Regions from separate parts of the Homo sapiens genome. Here region 1 is linked to region 2. Evidence: chromatin loops called from intact Hi-C (ENCODE). Cell type or tissue: dorsolateral prefrontal cortex. All regions are shown on one strand.

Region 1 (2,500 bases), 110 kb after region 2:
TTAAATCATGAAACATAATGTAAATTGCCTGCCGCTGTGTCTGGCAGGTACTCATTAGGTGCTGGTTATCTTTGAATATTCACAATATACCATGTGCTGTAACATATATGAAAAAAGACTTGATTGCTGCTTTGAGTTAGATGAGTTCTCGTGCCGGCACAATGGCCCACACCTGTAATGCCAACACTTTGGGAGGTAGAGGTGGGAGGATTTGCTTGAAGCCAGGAATTTGAGACTAGCCTGGGAAACATAGTAAGATGCTGTCTTTACAAAAAAAAAAATGTTTAATTAGCTGGGCACGGTGATGTAGTTCCAGCTACTCAGAAGGCTGAGGAAGGAGGATCACTGGAGCTCAGGAATTTGAGGCTGTAGTGGGCTGTGATTGTGCCACTGTACACTCCAGCCTGGTGACAAAGCAAGACCCTGTCTCTAAAAAAAAAAAAAAAAGGTTCTTATTTTTGTGACTTGGCCAGCCTTCAATAATGGAGCTCAGTGATAGCCTAGATAACCCAAACAAAATAAAGCAAACATCACTTTGAGGTGCACCTCTGAATTTGCATCTGGGCATTACTGATTTGCAGTACTACCTTTGCATTTTATAGGCTGTAAACTAATTGAATTTGAGATTCCTTTCTTGGAGTCTCAACTAAAAGGCAGGAGAACTCATATTTTCATATTTGGGAGCACAGGGGTTTGGGGAAACAGTAGGTTCTTTTTAAATGAATATCCTTGGCAGCCATGCCCCCCACAAATCCTTTTTCTGCTTCTCTAGGAAAGGTGCTGGAAAGCAGCCAGCACATAGGAATTAAAAAGACAACCGGCACAGAAGAGAAATGTGTGCTAAAAATACTAAAACCAACAAGGATTCATCATCTGAAAGCAAAATAGGTTTTCTGTGTGCCCCTGCTTCTGGACTTGCTCACAGTCGTGATGGCTCTGTGTTATTTGGGGGTGACAGTAATTATGGAGCTGGAGTGCTCCTCGACAAAGACAGACAGAGCTCCTCGCAGAGGGATGGTTTCCATGGCAATAGCATCAGCATCTGAATGACTTCCTGTCACAACAAGTTGGTGATTTAATGAGTTCATTACTGAATTCCAAAGGAAAACCAGAGAGTGGATGAGCTACTGTTCAGCCCTCAAAGTGGCTAAGTCCATAGTGAGGGAGCCATTTCTACCGGGTGCAGCATCAGAACCATTAACAGCTCAGGGCCGTTACAAAGGCAGCCTGGGTGCTCCAGGGCGGGTGTGTGAAGGGAAGGCGACCCAGACTGTGAATCTGCAGCCACGTGGTCTGGCAAGGCCTCAGTGGCTGTTATTCCAAGAGTGTGAAAGAATCATATGAGTCTCCACTAGAAGCTTTCCCTGGTTCAAACCCAATAAAATTCATATCACAGGAGTTTAGCTCAGGGCTTCAGATGCATACTCCCAAGTACCCCAAGTCCTTTAGAAAAGACACCGAGAAAAAGAAACAGACCTTAAATTCTTATTGTGTACAGAGGAAAGGGAGAAAGCATTTCATCCTACTTTCTGTTCTTCAGTATTGTAGAGATTGACACTTATGTGGAACCCCAAAAAAAAAAAAAATCACCTGGATACTTCAGAAATTGGAGATGTCATTCATGTGGCGAATTGCATATAAAATTTAAGCTGAGAGGTTATGTATCACAATAAGAATGTATAATAATTGACCTTTCATGCTTTACTATCTTCACTAATTAAAGTCTACCATATGGCTGGTAGAACAATGTAGCCTTAGGCTGATCAATTAACTAGGGACCAGTTAGGGACAGAAGTAAGACAGCGGTCATGATTCTCTGTGAGTGTCTTCCTAATAAGAGGTGGAATGGTATTCCACTCCTCTCACGTTCCTTTCCCCATTAGTTCAATAAATATTTGATCCCTCAAAGGGTTTACGATCTAATAATGGGGACTGACTACATTCAGAAGGAAGCCTAAAACAGGAGAATAATATGCCACTGTTTACTGATGTTTCCTGGGTGCTGCCACTGAGCCACATGCTTTACATACGTTTTCTCACTTACCCTGTATAACCCCATGAGATGAGCATTGCTCCCATTTTTTATATGAGGAAACTGAGCCCTGGAGAGGCTGTGTAAGCCAGAGGTGCCCACAGCTGGGAAGTGCAGAGTTAGGACTCCAACTCGAGTCTGACTCCTTGGTTTGTGTCTTGCGCACTCTGCCCAAAGAGAGATGCAGACTCGGGGCCACAGGCATTCAGCGGGAGAGGCCAGAGAGGGGCAAGATGGAACAAAGACCTTGTAAGGGGAAGAGATGCCTCCTCCCCTTGCTCCCCTACACTAAGCAGAGACTCCATATCAATACGCAAGGCAGGTGGACAAGGTCTGTGCCCAGATATAGGAAACAGAGAAAACTTGGAGAAAGAGAAGTCACAGAGAACTAAAAATATGCATTTTATCAAATATTTTACCAGATCAACTAATAAAATGGGGAATTTGACTAATTTGGCCATATATATA
Region 2 (2,500 bases):
TTGAAAATTAAAGATTGATATCCTTTATAGATGTGGCTCCAAGGAGTCTTAAATTCCTCCCAATAAAAGAAAAAAGCAACAAACAGTAGGAAACTTAAAAATGTGTTTTGTCTAAGAAATTAAATCACATACTTTCACCCTGTAATTGTATTTTTTTGGCTTTTCAAGATGCTAAAGAAGGGAGCTTTATTTTTGCACTTGGGTGGAGGCGTAACAAAGCCATCTGTACAGTGGATTTGGCTACAAGGAAGGGAGCCATTTTGACTAAAAAGGGCTGCTGTACTGACGCCACATGAGATGACGAGTTAGTTTTTATTGCCTCATTGTCTTTAAACATTCTGTTTATATGTGAACTCTAGGTTACCATCACAAATTGCCCATGTGTCATGTTTCCCTTAAATGTTATGGTTTTTCTTGACCCATTGGGGTCCCTTGATGATCTTCTTGCACGTAGTGTGCAAACAAATCTGTATCGTGCAGCAGGCTGAAAAGGGAGAACACTGCAAGCACATGGTGTACTTTAGGAGTCCGCATGAGGACAAACCTAAAACAACTGAGTCAAATGAGGCATTGTGCAAGTTTTGCTTAGAGGAATTGGTGGGCACAGACGGGGATTTTTAAGAAGAAATAAAAGAAACCTGAGGGAGTCTGCAGAACCCATACTGTGGGCTTTGAACTAGAGGTTGAAAATCTTGGCTCTGAAAGGCCAGGGACTAGGGAGGGAAATAATATAATCAACCTAAGAGTTGGAACAGTTATTTAAGTAGCAGCAATAAATATACTGGGGCATGATGGCGATGTGTACAAGGAGTTCATCGAAGAAAGCAACTAGGGTTGTTTGGCATCTTGGAGACTGGTAGCAGAAAGGGAAAGAAAGGGGTTTACACTTCCATATTGTGGAAGAAGGAGTAAAGTGGTGGTGGAGAGGATATACAGGGGAAGAGCCAGTGATTAATTGAAGATCGCACCAAATTTGTTTTTGCTTGAGAAGTTGAGAAATATGGGTACCTGACAAAGGATCCTGAAAAAAAATAAGTATCTCTGACTTTACCATGCTTGGATGAAGTTGGCATTGAGGCGTTTATATAGTGTCATTGATTTGTGAGCACTGAAAAACTTTTAACAAAGATTCACAGGATATTAGTACGTAATCTGATTTACCCTTTACCCATGAATCTTTGAGAGTTTACATAGTGCCGCGGGAGAGGAGGTGCACAGGCTGTGTGTAAATCAGTTTGTAAATCCAAAGTGGCGTTACACCAGTGGCCAGCATGTATAATCTATGTAAAGTTAGGTTTCACAAGAAAACTATAGATGCTTATGGCATGATGTTCTGACTCATCTCGCTTCCCTTCAGCATTCCTAAAATATTTATCCAAAGATATTTGCATTTTGGCTTTCTTCTTTTCATGACAGTAGAGTTAAAACAGGACTCAGCTTCAGGCTCAGCACACACTTCAGTGTAGAATAATGAGCAGCTAGACAGCTGAAACAAAATGACTGATGTGACTCCCCACGCCATCTGTTGGTGGCAGGTGGAACTGACATGCTTTGGCTCTGGCTGATTTTTGTGCACACTTGCAAGTTGCCTGGTTGAGTTTGTAAGTAGAGGAGCTGCTATAATATCAAAGCCATCCACAACTCAGCCGGTCAATAACGTTTTCCTTTTTCTTTCTCTATTGTGAAGGTGTGGCGGGGCACCCTGGCCCGCATGCGGTACAAAAGAACCAAGGCAGCTCTGACAATAATCAGGTACTACCGGCGCTACAAAGTGAAGTCGTACATCCACGAGGTGGCCAGACGCTTCCATGGCGTCAAGACCATGCGAGACTACGGGAAGCACGTGAAGTGGCCAAGCCCTCCTAAAGTTCTTCGCCGTTTTGAGGAGGCCCTGCAGACGATTTTCAATAGGTAAGAACGTGCTGCTGTGTGCTGCATCCATTTATGGTGGCACAGTTAATACTATGCAAAGTCACAAGTCTGAGACCGTGATATTGACTCAGCTATTTGCTGTTATGACATTTACCTTTACCTTATGTTTTCAGTTTTGTAGATTTGGCTTTCAAAGAGCATCTGCTTACCCCTCAAAATAAAGGAACTGCCAATTTGTTTTTCCTGTAGCAGCTGACAGCAATGTGCCACAACCCCTGGACACAAGCCATAGTTAAGATAAGCTACTAGCATGCTGTTTCTACTTACTTTTATTAGCTAAAAATAAAACCACCACGCATAACTCAAACTAGAAAATCCATTAATCCTTTCAAAGCAGTGGTTCTCAATTCTGCTGCACCTTAGAATAACAAGGAGTTTAGGAAATATGCCAGCACCCAGGTCCTACCACCAGAGAGTCCTGTTTAATGGCGCTGGAGGGGTGGGGCCCAGGCAGAGGTCCTTTTTTAAAGTTTCCCACGTGATTTTAAAGTGCAGCCAAAGGGGAAAATAACTGTTTTTAGAGCGAGCTGTCTTTTAAATAAATAAAAACCCAAGTAAAATTTGGTAC

The links. Peaks named below come from ENCODE experiments on the same cell type or tissue, not always from the same donor. Only the 100,000 strongest peaks of a DNase experiment are listed, where the experiment ranks them.
Region 1: it touches region 2 in a loop (2.5-fold over the local background); 1 of 110 quality-filtered maps calls a loop at or near these places.

The regions. Positions count from the first base shown.
Region 1 is chr17:32,544,857-32,547,356 of GRCh38, reverse strand. All of the region lies in intron 21 of MYO1D (myosin ID), which reads left to right. Among named protein-coding and RNA genes, the nearest start is that of CDK5R1, 59 kb to the right of the region's middle. RefSeq lists an enhancer at 739-1,238. In dorsolateral prefrontal cortex, no CTCF peak of the experiment used is centred here; a DNase peak (open chromatin) is centred at 1,266; H3K4me3 peaks cover 953 bases; H3K27ac peaks cover 1,918 bases.
Region 2 is chr17:32,658,526-32,661,025 of GRCh38, reverse strand. It overlaps MYO1D (myosin ID), which reads left to right. Exons shown (of 22, transcript NM_015194.3): 17 at 1,688-1,911. Among named protein-coding and RNA genes, the nearest start is that of CDK5R1, 170 kb to the right of the region's middle. In dorsolateral prefrontal cortex, CTCF peaks have their summits at 1,321 and 1,523 (motif pointing left); a DNase peak (open chromatin) is centred at 1,525; H3K27ac peaks cover 2,492 bases.